Regions from separate parts of the Mus musculus genome. Here region 2 is linked to region 1. The links are chromatin loops, found by intact Hi-C in ENCODE. Cell type or tissue: left cerebral cortex. All regions are shown on one strand. Each heading gives the region's core, and the rest is flanking DNA. Links, peaks and the distances in the headings are about the cores only.

Region 1 (8,000 bases), core at 1-8,000:
GTTTTAGTAAGAGTGGACGATTCTTCATGTGACCACGTAGTAACTAAATGCAGGACGACAGCCTGCTACTCCTGCCTTTGTCACACCCCTGCAGACTCTGCAAGTCAGCCTGCTGGTCACTGGAAGAGTCTGTCTAACCTACTTTCCTCTCTTCAAGGCCAAGGGTACAAAGGTAAGCCCTCATTCTCTCCTGCAGTATATTAACATAATACATTTTACATTTACATTCAACACAGGAATGTTTCTGCAGTGATCCATTCATGTATCATATAGAACAGAAGTTCTGAGCTTCCTCCTTCATGGTTCAGAGGTTTATTTGAACCAAAATATTTGCTGCAAAAATTTAAAATATGTCACAGTCTTGTGTCCCAGAAACAGGTAAACAGGTAACACCTACCAGGACAGACAGACAGATACACACACACACACACACACACACTTGTACCAGGATAGCAATACTACAGAGCCTGGGGCAGAAGTAATCTTGTGGAAACTAGATCCGTATGTTCAATCAGTAATGAAGACTTGCTATTGTTTGATACTTGCAGTATCAAAAAATAGGTCAAAAAGACTGGGACTTCTTATTTAGCCACATCTTGTCCCCTAGGCCAGAACTTCTTCTATTTAAACTTAAAACTCATGACAGTGCCCCAAGATGGATTTAGGGGGTCACTGGACCTCATTATCTCTTCCCCCTGTGTGTCCATATTGATTAAATCTCTGTTTTTTCCCTTTCTACCTATCTCTTTTGTTTGTGTGTGGGGCTGGGTGGCCAAACCTAGTCTATCTGGGCCTCGGGAACCCAGGCTTTTACCCTAAAGCTTTGGGTACAAATGGAATTCAGAATGCATGGGTCTGGTTCTCCAGCTCCAAAGCTGGCTTACATATTTATTTTCTGCTTTCTAATTATTTTCAAAGCTAAAATGAAAGACTGGCCACAACTGACTCAGGTTCATTGTGCCTGAAAGCTGCTTAATGCTCAGGAAAGAAGCGGAAAGACCACTCTGAGAGTGAGAGAGGAGAAGTCAGACATGCAGATGCAGCTGGAGGACTTCATTTAGATCAAGTTCAACACTGGGCAAACTAGCCATTGTCATCCAGGACAGGGTTCTCCTGGAAAGGAAGAGATGGGGGGGGGGGGCTACTCTCTGCATATATGGGGGGAAAAGGGTCCTTGAAAGGTTCTTCCAATCATGTTCCAAAACCAAATTTCACTGGAAAATATTTTTAAAAAATATTTAGGGGTTGGTAATATAGCTCAGTGGAAGAGGGCTTTCTAAGACATGTGAGGCTCTGGGGCCACTTCTCAATACTGTAAACAAAGCAACTCGTGGGCTTGGTGTTTAACATGTCACTGAGGCTGTCAAAGAAAGGTGTCAAGAATGATGGAGGGCCCTGTGAACTGTTCTGGTGTGTTAGTTGGTGACAGTATAAGAGACAAGGTAGTCAGTCTGAGTCTAATCAGGAGTGGCTGTTAGATTGTTAGATTATTGCCTCATGATCTAAACCACAGCAGAACATCATCACTATCATGTGTTTGATGGGTCAGCTCAAAGTGAAGATAACCCATAAGCCACCTCCCCTGGAGTTGGTAGGGGGCTTGTCTTGGAGAACAGGCAAGGTCCTACTTCTGGGTAGCTAGGGGCAATTGCAGAGGTTTAGGTCCCTCTTAGTTCTAAGACATGCTTATTTCTGTGCATGGGGTGGGTGTAAGGAGTTGTTGTTGCTGGCTGTCTGCATGCCTAGAAATATGTCAGATCCCATGAAGGTCCTGATGAGTGGGGAAGGACTTTCCATGTGGATCAGGACCCCAACTTCAGTTGGTTAAGTAACCCCCAAAGTCATGTAGGCAGGAAGTTAGGCCTGAATGGTATGTGTTTGGAGTCTCCATGTGGGCTGGGTACCTAGACAGGGTGAACAGAGGCAATGGAGGTTACATGAACAGCTGGAGATGGAGGCCCAGTGGTGCTAGCTGCAATGGGGAGATGGGAGTATGCTGAGGGTTGTTGGGACTCTCAGCAAGCAAAATAAAATCTAGCACGGTAATGCCTGGAAGATTCCATCAGATGCAAGCCGATTTGGTTTAAACTCTATCCGACTCAAGACAAGATCAGCCTTGGAACTGGGGATGAGGGCTTGAGCCTGCAAGTGAAAGTCAGGAAAGACTGGCTTGGGAAAGTGTGTGAGGGACAGGTAGTGCCTATGTTTCTAATTAGCAGTAAGTTCTACCTACACAAAGTCTACTTCTTTCTCTAGTTTCCTCACCTTTGCAAAGCAGATGACAGTTGGGTGACTATGTGTAGAACACACCTATCACAGGGAATGTCAAGTAATTATTGATATGGACATTGAACACAACACTGACACTGTGTTTGCAGATGTGAGGATTGTGTAGATGCAGCCCCTCCTGTGACTGCATGTGGCTTGCACAGTGCCCAAGATCCTCCTGGATGCTGCAGCCAGAAAAATGAAGAAACTACTGATTTCACACAATCAATCAACCAGACAAGCCAGTAAAAGTCTGGGGACCAGCAAGCATTGGACAGCAGGAAGTGGCTACTGTGGAAAGACTAGGTCTTCAGCAAGCTGGCCTACCTGTACTTCCTGTTCTAAACTGAGCTGCCGCTCTAGGCTGCACTCCACCATCTCTGTGGTCACTGGGAGCTTCGGGGGCAACGCTGTGCAGCGCTTGATGAGTACTGGGTTGCAGCCATTCAGGAACTGGTAGCCAAACATGAGGTCTTCCTGCCAGTGGTTCTTGACTCGCTCTGTGGAGAGAATGACCTCTAGATAGGACCGCTGGGCAGGATCCCACGATCCTGCAGGAGGACAAATCTTTGTAGGTATCGGGATCTTCTCACTTGCCATGTCCCTACTTGCTGTGTCCCTACTCATTGCTGAGTCAGGCTATAGAGCTAGTTTTCCTAGAGCTATGCCTTAGTGAACAGTAAGATTTCCAGGCACTTGCTCTTCTCAAGGTTTCCGGTCCTTCCGCCCAGCATGAAAAGAGAGGGGAGAATGTTGATCCCTTGTTCTGAGGTCAGCATCTTTAACCATTCCTGCCTCTTGGAAGAGTGATGGCTGTCATGACTCTCCATCTATTACTGTCCAGGACAGTGCCAGGGCTCCAACTAAATGAACTTTGGTCTTAAGGACCCCATTGCTGTAAATTTTGTTTTTACTACTATTAAGTGTGTGTGTGTGTGTGTGTGTGTGTGTGTGTGTGTGTGTGTGTGAGCACACACACACACTCATGCACATGTGTCTCCAGAGACCAGAGACTTTGGATGCCCTGTAGCTGAAGTTAGTGGTGGTTGTGAGCCACCCAGTGTGGATGTTTGAAACTGCACTTGAGTCTTTTGCAAGAGCAGAATTGCTCAGCCATCATTTCAGCCTCCAATGCTAGGTTGATGTAGCCCAGTCCTGCCTCGGGTCTGAGCAGAAGAGCCACAAATGATTTATGTATGTAAAGAAAAAGTCCCATTGGCCTTGACACTTCTGGTGAGATGATGTCGAGGGGGTGCATGGGTTGGATGTTTGCAAGTCTCAGACAGAAAAATAAACTCTCCCGTCCACAGAACCCTCTTACCAGATATAGTGTTGCTGATTTTGACGAAGATTTTCTCAAAGTCAGCAAAGTCGTGCCAGGAAGACTGGAACATGTGCATGAAGCGGTTGATGAACAGGTTCTCCATCCTGCAAACCAGGGGACAGGTCACCTTGCCCACCCACTATGCCATCGCAGAGTGTTTTTACTTCATACTTGGGAACCTCCTCATAGCCCAGGCAGTTCCAAGAGGTAGGTGCTGGCCTTGTGGGACCAGGATAGAACTTATCCTGTGGCAGACGCTCTTCCTACTGCACCCCAGCTGTGTAAGAGACCAGGCCTATGCCCTCTGGAATGTCTCTGAATCCCACCTCTGCATGTGTTCATTCATTCCTTTGCAGAGCACAAATGATAAATGGGGCAAGACTTTAAACTTTAAAAACCTGCCCCTAGTTCATTCTTTCTGCAGCAAGGCTGCCCGTCCTAAACTTTCCCAAATAGAGCACCAAATATTACCTACGCCAGTTCTATAGACATTTCTCACTTAAACCACACTCAACTCCTGGTTCCCTGTAGGTTTGTGCCATATCATAATTCAAAATCTTTTAGTCCAACTGCAGATGTCCCCAGAGTCTTGCAAGCTCAGTTCTGTGTTAAAGTCTCTTCTGAGACTCTAGGCAATCTCTTAATTATAACCCCCATTTAAAAAAAAAAACTACATACTTCCACAAAGAATATACATTACCGTTCCACAAGAGAGGAAAGCAGGAATAGAGAGGAAATACTGGATGAAAGCAAGACTGAAACCCAGCAGGGCACACTCCAAATCCTTTAGCCCTATGCCTATTGTCAAAGGGCTTAAATGGCTCTTCCCTTCCAACTTTGCTGACTACAACATATATTTCTCTCTTTGGCTGATTCCAATCTATGTGAGCAGCTCTCCTATGTATGTATCTCTCAGCTCTGACACCTCCAATCTCTTGGTGTCTCCACTGCAGCCAAGGCCACACTTGTATAGCTTGATCAATAGCCTCTCAGAGCCTCTTGCTCTTGTGGTCTTCACACAGGGACATCCGTACCACACAGTGCCTTGCCTTAGTGGCTTTCTAAAACCATGGGGGAAGACTCCACAATCCCTTCATTCTTGCATCCTTCATGCCTCTAAAGCCAGCACCAACTGGGTACTAAGTGTTCATATACTCAAGCTTACAGGGTCATTTCTCATTCAGGTCACCAGAGTTAGTTTATATATAAATCATCTATTTATGTATGGGAATATATATATGTAAATTACTTTATCTTAACCCACTGGACTCTTGATTTCCTTACCTAGAAATGACCAACAATAGCTGTGAAAACACCCAGATGGAGCAGACTGATTTGTGGTCCTCAGCCCTGGCTGCCTGTTGGGTGTGTAGGTAGCCAAGTCCTTCTCTCTGAGACTTGTCTGTGGATGTGCTGTGTGCTGGGAAGTGCTAAAAGTTCCTGGGGGAGTATAAGGCTCAGTTGGGCTTCAAGAGTTTAGGGTTTTCTAGGTTTGTATGAGTATAAAAGTTCTCTAAGAGTCAAAGTATAACATCAAAGGTGTCCTTGCTAACCTTGGTCTGGTGCTGAAAGAGTCTACTCTTTGACAGAGTATCCATGGTTGTGCTGGCATCCTGCAGCAACTCTAGTGCAGACATGTAACCCAGAGTTGAGTGTCTCTGTTGTTTATTAGCAAAGGACTTTAGGCAAGGTCCTCAACCTTCTTATTCCTTCTCGGTTCCTCAACTGCAGAGAGGACAATATGTCCTATGGTGCTTGGATGGCCCCCATAGGCTCCTATATTTGAATGCTTAGTCATCAGGGAATGGGCCTATTTGAAAGGATTAAAAGGATTAGGAGATGTTGCCTTGTTGGAATAGATGTGTCCTTGTTGGAGGAAACTGGGGTTGGGCTTTGAGGTTTCAAAAGCCTACACCTGATCCAGGTCTTTCTCTGTGTCTGCCTGTGGTTCAGCATGTAAAGTTCTGAGCTACTTCTCCAGCATCGTGTGTGCCACCGTGCTCCCCACCAGGATGATAATGAACTTAACCTCTGGAACTGTGAGCAAGCTCCCACTTAAATGCTTTCTTTTATAAGAATTGCTTTGGTCTTAGTGTCTCTTCACAGCACCAGAACAGTGATAAACACATATGCCTACTTCATGGGGTCCTTAAGACAAATGAACAAGAATCTAAGTCATGGGACCAACAGTGTCATCTGAGTCACTGTTACTGTGGAACCTGCCTCTTGGCATCAGTCTGGACTCCATCTTCTGATGGACTGGCCACAGGAGTGAACTGGAAGTGGAGATGGAGTGTTGTAAGTAAGAACAGCCTCTGCTTTTAGCTGAAAGCACGGGGCTGTAGGTGCTAGAAGACTTTTGGGTCAAGGCTGTTTAGATATAAGTCATCTTGCAACTGTTCGATGAGAGACTACCTCCTGGCCTGGGTAGAGCAAACGCATGGGGAATGGTGTTCAGCTGAACTGCTCCCCCAGCCCAAGTCCTATAAAAAAGGCCTTTCCTACTATAAGAAAGAACAAATACGAGTCTTTTCTATCAGATGCTCTACAACTTGCCTTCAGGACAAGGAATTAAACTCATTTTACCATCCCTCCCCAAATAACCTTGGACTTCTATGGAAATGCTTTAATTTCCCCTTCCCCAACGAAATCTTTATTTACACCAAGGTCCATTGCTGTATTCTAGGCATTTGATGACCTGGATCAGTGACCCTTTTCCCCTTCCTTCATTTCTTGTGTACCAATTCTGTTCAGGTTGGCTCATTAAGGCCGTGAATTGGATCCCAGTCAATGGGGAGAATACAGACACTACCTGAGTTAGAATAAGCAAATACAATGTCTGTCTTGGTGTATGGCTGCCCTTCTGATCAAGAGTACAGCTTTCCTGGTCCAGACACTTGAGGTGGAATGGTGTGCTCTTTCTTTGTGGTCCTGAAGTCCTAACACTCTCCCATCCCCAGCTATCAGATGAGCCACTCATACCCTGAAGTTCTTAAAACTTACGCTTTTGAGTAGTTCAGAACAAAGTCCACTCCTTTTTCACTATCAAACTGGATATCTCGGGGCAGATCCTTGTGGCATTTGGCATCAATACTCAAAGGGAAGCCGGGGTTCCACTCCATCCATCTAGCATGAGAAAAGTGAAAACACTATGTTAGAGGTGGCCCTTTTGGCTATCCCCTGAGCTGAGGCTGCCATGTTGCAGACAAAGTTGTATATGGTGGTCTATTTCCCATTATAAGCTCAATGCACTATAAGTGGAAGTGCCAGGAATCTTTCCAATGCTGAATGGCAAACATTTGTGCCATGGCATGATCACAACAGTAGAGCTATGAGACTGGCTTATACCAAAGAGTTAGTGAGTGGAACAGATGTGCACTCATGAATAGAAAGGAGCGAGGGAGATCCTAGAGACCTCACTTAATACAGGTGACTTTGAACAGCCCCAGCCCCCAAGAGGGGTCTGTCTAGACAGTCAAAGGAAGAGGGCTTAAGGCTCCTATGCCACACTCAGCCAGTGTCAAATGTCCTGCCAGCTTGGTCAATGCACATCCTGATTCTGTGTGTGGTGGTTGGGGAAGGAGATAGTTTTCACGGTGGAATCAGAGGGCATTAAAGGAAGTGAGAAAGAACATTGGGTGCAGACCACTGAGGGAATGCCCCTATAACATCTGGCCTCCAGCCCGGTTAGAGGTAGCCACAACCAAAGTTGTTCCCTCTGGAGAGAAGCAGACACCAACTCCAGTGAGCACGTTTAAATTCTTACAGCCTTCATGCATTGAACACTTACTGAACATTCTCTGAGAACAAACTAATGAAAACAAAATCATGTTCATTCATTTGGGACAGAGAAAATAAATCAGTTTTGCTTAAACACTGAAATATTCACCCTGAGCTCAGTTTTCATGGATATTCCCGATTTTCCTTGCCATTAAAGCTCCCTTTAGGGATGCAGGTTTTGGGCATCAAGAAGTCTTCAGCACTTTAACATGACCTTGTGCTCCCACTGGTGCAGACTCCTCGTCTTCTCCTTGGTGTCTGGCTAGCCCAGGGACCCTCTTAGAAATGAACATCCCTGGAAAGAAACTGAGTGTACAAATGGGACTGATGGACTGATTGAAACTTTGATGAGTTTGTGGAGTTTGAAATATTATAGGTCCAAGAGCATTGTCGGAAATCAAGTCTCTCCTCCATAATTGGGGGTTTCTGGGTCTTTGAGGAACGTGCTTCCCCCAGTTTAAGGTTCATCAGTTTGAACAAAGAGTAGAGGGCTGATTGATAGGTCCTTGTCTCAGGGTAAATATCCTGAGCAGGCTTTCGATTTGTTGGCCAGTCCACCAGCAGGGGGCCCTTCTGCCCTACTGGTGGGAGAAATACTCTCCAGGCCTTTATGGCTTTTTCAGGTCAA
Region 2 (8,647 bases), core at 282-8,281, 160 kb before region 1:
TTCCCAAGAGCAGAGGATCACAGTCCGTGGAGGGAGCAGGCGTCATGGCCGGGGAGCCCCCGTCCCACTCGTCAGGAGGGCGTAAGGAGAAGAGCCTGGCATTTCCTGATCTCAGTGAGGGCAGCAGCACCGAGGATCTTTTCCAGTCTGTCAAGCCGAGAGCAGCGAAGAACAGAAACCCTTTCCCTCTCCTTGAAGATGAGGAGGATCTCTTTGCAGATCCGAGAGGCAAAAAGAATGAGAGGAAACCTGACAGCCATCAAGACAGTGTGTCAAAAACTCATGACATCTTTGAGGTAACACAAATTATTTCATGTTTGGGCCTTTAAGGAAAATAGCTGATTGGCTTTTTGAACTATAGTTTATGTTGTGTGTTTTGTGCATGCCTCTTATCTACTTATTAACCACAATTCGATCTCTTTGTTAATAACCCTAAAATTTACTTGAAGTGGTTTGTTTCATCCAGGGGTAGTTCTTTATTTTACTTTTTTAAAAAATTTTTTAAAAAGATTTATTTATTATTTATTATATGTAAGTACACTGTAGCTGTCTTCAGACACTCCAGAAGAAGGAGTCAGATCTCGTTACGGATGGTTGTGAGCCACCATGTGGTTGCTGGCATTTGAACTCTGGACCTTTGGAAGAGCAGTCGGGTGCTCTTACCTGCTGAGCCATCTCACCAGCCCCAGGGGTAGTTCTTGCTGCCTTTAATCTGTTATAAGTGTTGGATTATTTTTAAAAATGTTATTGTAGTGCAGGGGATAGAGCTCAAAACCCAGTACGTGTTAGGCAGATGCTGTACGGAACCACAGCATAAGCCCTGGGCCTTTTTATTTAGCATAGCATAGCATAGCATAGCATAGCATAGCATAGCATTAGCATAGCACTAGCATATAGCATTAGCATAGCACCAGCATAGCATTAGCATAGCATTAGCATAGCATTAGCATAGCATGTGTACATGATTTTCATTATTTTTTGTTTGCTGTTTTAAAGAGTTTGTAGAATGGTGCTGTGGTCAGCTTTGTTGGCATGTCATTCTGTGACATGTATGACCTCTCTCGGCACAGCTGTGTGTTTAAGCGCTGATGCTGGTTGGGACCCTGACTAGCCGAGTTTTGACAGTAAACTGTAGTAGTTGTTCAGCAGGTGTCTATGAGCACAGTGGTCGCCGTGCAGCAGGATAGCCAGGGCATGTGTTCTGTCCTGACATCTCAAGGCCCGAGATCCAAACTGAGCAGCAGGTGGTGAAGGTGATCTCAGATGGCATGAAATGTCACGACGAACATTATGTGGGGCAGAGTGGCTGGGTGCAGTGGGACGCTGCTCTCCAGGCCACCCTCAGGACCTCACTGCAGAGCTGCCATTTGCAGATGGCGAGGGTGAGTTTTGCAGAGACCTGGGGGAGTGTCTTGCAGTCCTCAGGGGAGACTGTGCTTGACAGTGCATTTCTATAAATTATTGAACTACTTTAGTTTTAAAAATGCGTTTATTTACAACAAAGAATAAACTGTTTTTGGACTTAACTAGGATGATATATTTGCTACGGAAGCAATTAAACCTTTTCCAAAAAAGAGAGAGAAGGGGAGGACTTTGGAGCCCAACTTATTTGATGATAATATTGATATCTTCGCTGACTTAACTGTAAAACCCAAAGAAAAGTCCAAAAAGAAAGTTGCAGCCAAGTCCATGTTTGATGATGACACAGGTGAGTGTTTATCTAGATCACGCCACTGCTTGGGGGCTGTTTGCTGTCAGTCATGTTGGTCCTTTCCTGCACTTTGTTCCCCAGTAGGTTCTCCTTGCTGTTAGTCTAAGCACATGATATGTAGGTGGACTAGTCATTTTCATGCGGCAGCCATAGGCTATGCTGAGTGAGTATCAAGGTTTAAGACGGTGCTCAGCACTTGACCTGAAGAAGAAATTAACTTCTGCTGTCATCTGACAACACCAATGACTTTCAAAGGAGAGTCTATCAGAAACTTCTTCCATGTGCTATCAGCAGGCCATGAAGCTGGTTGAGTCAGGATTCTAGCTGGACAATGAGGGACAGCAGCCAAGAGACTGGAGGGTCAGTAACAGAGAGCAGGGCTGTGCCGCGAAGTCACAAGTGAGACTCGGCAGCTCCCTGGGTTCCTCTGTGTTTCTGAACACGCTGTACCCACTCCTCAGCTAACAAGCAAGCCAGATGCTGATCTGAACACGCTGTACCCACTCCTCAGCTAACAAGCAAGCCAGATGCTGATAGCTATAAAGTTTGCCTCCTGATACATCCTGTGTTGGTCAACCCAGACTGAAGCCCAAAATACACACGTCCTCTCTTTGTCCCTCCAGGCCTGGGCTTTGAGTTGCAGAGCCACGCTGACTCTGTCTCCCTGGCAGACTTTGGGCTCCGTCCTCACATGTCTGTCTTTACAGCACAGAGTTACAAGAGACTTGGGCTGCTTATTTCCTTTGTTCATTTTCTGACACATGATCTTGCTGTGGCCCTGGCTGCCTGTGCTGTGCACTCCTGATCTTAGCTGGGGTTACAGGCATGACTTTCTTTCATTATTAAATTGTAATACATGCTTATGTGGCAGTCATACGATTTAGAACATTTTGTTAAGTGGAGGGATTAAAGCTTTAAAGCTAGCCAGTGTTAAGTTTGCTGTGCATCCTCTAAGACTGTGATTTACATAGGAATAGTAGTAAGCAAGTGCACCTTTTCTACTTCCAGTCAGTTTAAATGTGTTTGATTTCAGTGTTTTGAGTAATACTGCTTTGTGTTAGCCATTAGCACATTGACAATCTAGATCTCTAGTTTGATATAGATAATGCCATGGTCTTTCATTATGTCTTTACGTACACAGGATGAATTTGATGCAGTAGAACCCTGCTGATAAAATTACGTGGTAAGCAGCAGAGCATAGCTAAGCTGAGTCTGAAGCACTAATATGAGTGGAACCAGACTCCATTCTTACCACTGAGATGTGCGCTCTGAGCGCATCCTATATTGGATTTCTGTTTGTACATTCTTACTCTTCTTAAAATCCAGAGTGAAAAGAAGGCAGAAAGAGAGAAAGAGCAGTTCCAGGTGGTGAGGCCCTCGCTGAGGTGGAGAACCGCTCCACCCTCCTGTTTCTGACTTCAAGTGCAGACACACTTCTGTAGCTAGAAACTTATGTTCAGAAAGAACCCGATGTTCGTTCATATGTCCTTACAAAAGTTGGGTGCCACCAACTGAGCCAGGCCCAGAATCTAAGAGGTTTGACTTCGATGTTGGTGGTCTTAGTGTGTTATTAGAATTGGGCTTTACAGTTTGTGTGCATGTGTCTCAAGTTCCCATTTTCTTGTTTGCCTGTCTTAACATCTTTCTTTTTTTCTTTTTAAAGATGACATTTTCTCCTCTGGCCTCCAGGCTAAAGCATCCAAACCCAAAAGCCAATCTGCAGAGGCAGCATCTGAACAAAGATCTGAGCACAAAGTGGCCAGCATTTTTGATGACCCCCTGAATGCCTTCGGAAGCCAGTAGAGCATGCGCAGCATGCGGGGCCTTCACAGTTCACCCTCCCATTCTGTTTTTCACGTAGTGACGTGCTCTCCTAACGCTGTCTTCACGGGCTTACAAGCAGATACTCACTCACTTCCTTTACCCAATGTAGCTGATATTTTTCTGCATTGATTTTAATTATGCTTAAAATTACAAATAAAAAATAAACGCTTCACAGAGGTTTGTTCTTACTTAATAAGAGTGCATGGAAGCTCATGCTAACAGGAGACACTGCTTTGTGGCTTCATGTGTGGGCAGGGAGTGCAGATCGAGCAGTGGTCAGGCACCAGACCTGAAGGGTTTGCTCTGTCGGTGGGTCTGGGTGCTGTGATGGTCTAGCACGTGAAAGGTTATGCATTTATGGGTTCTAAGCCCATGAGAAGAGCTTTCTACTGAATTCCCAAAAAGTGGGTCTGCAATCTTGTAAGGGGAACTGTGGTCCTCTGTTGTCTTAATAATGTGCAGAAAGTTTTATTGGAACACAGCCTCCATCATGGCTACATTATCTGGCTACCCCAGTCAGAATTCAGAAGTGACAGGAAATGGGATTTTTTATCTGTAGGCAAAAATTTGCCTCTCATAGCTTTTGTTTCCTCCTTTGTAAATGGTTTCAGTACTAAAATTGCAAGATTGTTGTTGAGAATAGACCTTTTTGTCTGCCCTTTAAAATGGTAGGTTATGACTGGTGATGTATGGTTTGATGAGGTTATGAAATGTTAAGCTAAAAAAATAAAATTTAAGCGCATCCACTGGATGCTAGAGCACGTGAGTGCTGTGAGTGATCACGATGTCCTGCGCAGGCACTGTCCTCCTAGGCTCTGTTCATGTTACCATCATGGCTCTGGCCTCAATAGAGTTGGAAGTTATCAGCCCAGTCATGGGCTGAGTTTAAGAGCAAGAGGCTGACAAAAGGCCTCACCATACCATCTACCTCAGTCCCGAGGAGTTGAAACTGTGGAGACTAGTGGCTCAGGTCTCGGAGGATAATGAGAGGGTGGGAGAAGACTGATCAGGGCCAGGGTTCTTTTGCAAGTTGACTATGAGGGAGCGCTTTCATGGTCCTCTGCAGTCCTCCTGGTAAAACACTTGAGTTGAACCTCCTATGAAGGAACCGAAGCAGCAGGGGCCCAACCTAGTTGGAAGGCATGTGTAGTCAGAAAGCCAGTCAGTTTATATCCCACTTCAGCTCGGTGCACAGCAAAAGTAGGACGGGATCTGAGCTCAGGTTGAGACTGTTTGACCTATAATCTTCAAATAGTTGCTCAAATGCAAAAGGCATATAGAAATGTTCCCATTTTACAGATGACACAACTGAGTCAGAAATGTTAGGAGAACGTGGAGTACAAGAAAAGGGTGACTAGCATGGACATCCTTTTAAGTGTCCTAGGCCATGAGTAAATAACAAATGCCAAAGACCCTCCTATCCCCAAAGAACCTTAGAAGTGCCCCAGCCACTCTGGTGCCGGCTCTTCCCAGACGCTGTGCCCCGTCTCCAGTCTCCTACCCTGCCCTAGACGGGTCCTGCAACCAGTTATAAAGAGTCAACATACGGGCCAGTTCTAACCGACAACCCTTCCTGAAAGCCCGTGCGACCCCGGCGTCCGAGCAACCGCCAGCCGCGGAAGACTAGGCCCCGCCCCTCGCGAGCTGATTGGAGGGCGTCGGCAGCGCTGATCGGCGATTGGTGAGCGGTGTCACAAAGGGCGGGACCGGAGCTTCGCGGGCCAGCGTAGGCCGGCGTCTCGGGCGCGCGAACTCCTATCCGCCTGCGGGCAGGCGAGCGAGCGAGCGGGCGGACGCGACCACCGGAGGGCGAGCGGGTGAGGGGCGCGGCGGGGCGGGGCGCGGCGCGGCCCGGAGGGAGGGCGGGTGGTGGAAGGGCCTGCTGCGTCTTCGCTGCCCCGGTGCGCCCGCCTCAGCTGCAGCCTGGTCACACCCGTGCTTCTCTGCCTACGGACTCACGGACAAATTGGTCGTACCCGTGGCTCGGGGTGCTGCTGACCCGACTTTGGGTCTGAGTGTGGTCCCTGCTGGTTGTGGCCCCAGGGCAGCACCCCCGCACTTGTGCATCGCTCCTAGGCCAGAGTGTGGTTCTAATCTGTAGCTCGATTTTCACACATCTGTAAAAGGACAAGAGTCACCTTTTTAAAAGGCTGCAACATATTGTGGGTATATTTATGTTGGGGGGAAAAATTAAAAACTAACTCGTCGTGTGACTAAGTTCCTGTGGACGAGAAGGAAGCAAAGGCCAAGGTACTGAAATTACCCCTTGAGTGCAGTTATTGCCGCTTTTGTTGGTTGGTTTTAGACATTTCAAAAGATGAAAGAAATGTTGGAAATTCACTTTGATTTTTCTCTAACAGTTTTCAAGATAAATTAGCAATTTAATCATCGTTTTATTTACTTATATTATTAAACATCACTATACGTTTTTATTGTCAATTGGTTTTCCAGTGCTCATTCATGCATACCACGGGCCACTTTGAGGATGCTTGCAGGCCTCAATGGACCCAGTTTTAGTACGCTAGGTCATTGGCCCACTTGAGCTTCCACTAGGCCATGTAATATTCTGCTGTGGTTTAGCCGGCCAGCACAACCTTTTGTCTTGTTACATTAATTTCCTTTGCTGAGAAGTATGACACAGCCGGGCGTGGTGGCGCACACCTTTAATCCCAGCACTCGGGAGGCAGAGGCAGGCGGATTTCTGAGTTCGAGGCCAGCCTGGTCTACAAAGTGAGTTCCAGGACAGCCAGGGCTGGACAGCCAGGGCTATACAGAGAAACCCTGTCTCGAAAAAAACAAAAACAAAAACCCAACCAACCAACCAAACAAAAAAGTATGCAACACAATTGCTTTCAGATATGGTCACCACCCTCGGTTCTTTTTGTGTATTGGAAATTATGCCACTAACTGGGACCAAACTTCATTTGGGAGTTCTTGTACCACTGATGATGCACCTACTGCTGTGCTGATTTTCTTCTACTTATAGGCACGTTAGTCTCATTTCAGATCTGTGCATTGAAGGATTACATGTTGCCTATGCGTATTTCACTATAATGCTGTTTTTTTTTTCTTTTTCTTCTTATAATGCTGTTGTTTTGTTTTGTTTTTGTGAAATTGCAGATTGAGCCCAGGGCCTAATATGTGCTAGGAAATACCCTATCACCTGGCTTCACATTTACCATGAGTGATGTAAGAGTGAGTAGTGAAATACAAACAGTACCACTGTTGCGTAGTGTACTCTTGCAGCTCTGACCCACAGTACTGGGAGCACAGTCCTTGTGTTGCTGCTGTTGTTTGTTTCTCATTAGTTCATATGTTGTGCAACTCCACTCAGAACAACTGTGCTCTTAGCAACAATGTTTCTTCCTGTGATGCCGTTTTTTTTTTTTTAAAGGAGCGTTAGCTATCTGCATAATTCAAGCTTCCTAAGAATGTTTTATATTAGAACTATGAAAACTCCCCTCTACAGTAGAAGTATCTGTGTATACGTGTTCATCATGATTTATAAGAATTCTGGCGTAGTGAATCAGAATGTGACTCCAGAGGAAACCAGTATCCCTCCACAGTATAATCACTGTGCCATTTCTATGACTATATAGTTGACTGTTAATTTTCTCTAATCTAAGGATTAGTGGAGAAAGGGAGTTGTTTTGAATTGAATTTCATTGAACAACCTTTAATGCACGCTAATGTGTGCAGACGGCTGAAGTGAGTGATAGAGACATTGTCCCTCCCTTACAACGCTTGTAGTTTACCAGCACGGGTGACAGACACAGAAACAGTCCAGTTTTGATGGGTATCATGGGTGGAAAAGATAGTAAGCATGAAAGATGTTGTGGGATCCTTGGTATTGGAGCCGCGGCTCTGGGGAGAGGTGTCTGGTTACTAGGCAGGCTTTGCATTATAAGCAGGCATTCTCTTTGAAGTGTGCCCCTCTCCGCGGAGCTGAGCTTTGAAAGCCGATTGGTAGCTTCTCAGGAAGCCTGGGAGGAGTTGGCCTGAGTAGGACAAAGCGGGAGCTCTAAGACTATGAGTAAGCTATGAGTAGAGGTACAAGGAGCGCAGGCATTGCTGGGGGAGTGCGGGTAAGTGAGCATGGCTGGGAGATGAAATATGCATGCTGGGAAGTCTTTCTAAGGAGTTTGAACATTGTTGGACAGATGGTGGAAGCCATGATAGGGCCTTGAGCTAGAAATAATAGGATCAGTTTACATTTTCAAAGGATAGCTGTGCTGACATCCCAGGTCATTAGGAAACTGCCCCTTGAAGCCAAAACCCGGAAGACTGACAGTGCAAAACCCTGTGATGGCCTGGGGTAACAGGAACTCCTGAGTCACTGGTGGTTTCACTACCTTGGCATATTGTGTGGCAGTTTCTTTAAAAGAGAAACAAGCACAATGGGGCTGTGGGTTTGGCTCAGCTGTTGAAGGTAAAGTGTTAACTACACAAGCATGAAGAGCCTAGCTTGGATCCCCAGCACTTACCGGAAAAAGCTAGGCACAGCAGTGTGCACCTGTCCTCTGAGGGTTGGCAGGAGGAGCCCTCGCCTTGCCAGTCAAGCTGAGTGGATGAGCAGATCAGTGACACCTTAAGAATATAAAATGGGGCTGGAGCTCTGACTCAGTGGTTAAGAGCACTGACTGCTCTTCTAGAGGTCCTGAGTTCAATTCCTAACAACCACATGGTGGCTCACAACCATCTGTAATAGGATCTGATGCCCTCTTCTGGTGTAGAAGAAAGCTACAGGGTATCATACACTTAAATAAATCTTAAAAGAGAATATAAAGTGGAAAGTGATAGAGGAGGCCATCTGATGTTGACTGCTGGTCTCCACATGCAAATATATACATGCACACAATGTATACACATGTGCACAAAAGGCTGAAAATACTCGCTTTAAAATCTAGCCTAAATAAGTTTTTTAAACTTTATAACCTGTGTACAGTTTTGCTTCATAATTGTCAGAAAATGGGGAATGTAAGATATTTCTCAGGATAATGGATAAATGAAACTAATGCATACACACAGTAGAATATAATATAGCACTTAAAGGAAAGCCATGAAGCCATAAAATGGCACAAAAGAACCTTAAATGTGTGTTCCTTAGAGAGA

What was found. Peaks named below come from ENCODE experiments on the same cell type or tissue, not always from the same donor. Only the 100,000 strongest peaks of a DNase experiment are listed, where the experiment ranks them.
Region 2: it touches region 1 in a loop (4-fold over the local background); 9 of 42 quality-filtered maps call a loop at or near these places.

What each region holds. Positions count from the first base shown.
Region 1 is chr6:116,420,548-116,428,547 of GRCm38, forward strand. Alox5 (arachidonate 5-lipoxygenase) reads right to left here. Exons shown (of 14, transcript NM_009662.2): 4 at 6,596-6,718; 5 at 3,590-3,696; 6 at 2,596-2,768. Gm38880 (a long non-coding RNA gene) reads left to right here. Exons shown (of 5, transcript XR_869387.2): 2 at 1-172. Among named protein-coding and RNA genes, the nearest start is that of Gm38880, 11 kb to the left of the region's middle. In left cerebral cortex, for the core only: CTCF peaks have their summits at 3,327 and 7,933 (motif pointing right); a DNase peak (open chromatin) is centred at 3,332.
Region 2 is chr6:116,258,961-116,267,607 of GRCm38, forward strand. It overlaps Washc2 (WASH complex subunit 2`), which reads left to right. Exons shown (of 31, transcript NM_026585.3): 29 at 1-296; 30 at 1,531-1,708; 31 at 3,375-3,711. The coding sequence ends at 3,514. Zfand4 (zinc finger, AN1-type domain 4) reads left to right here and starts at 5,259. Exons shown (of 10, transcript NM_001309446.1): 1 at 5,259-5,352. In left cerebral cortex, for the core only: a CTCF peak has its summit at 8,257 (motif pointing left); DNase peaks (open chromatin) are centred at 5,200, 5,531 and 7,497; H3K4me3 peaks cover 1,283 bases; H3K27ac peaks cover 532 bases.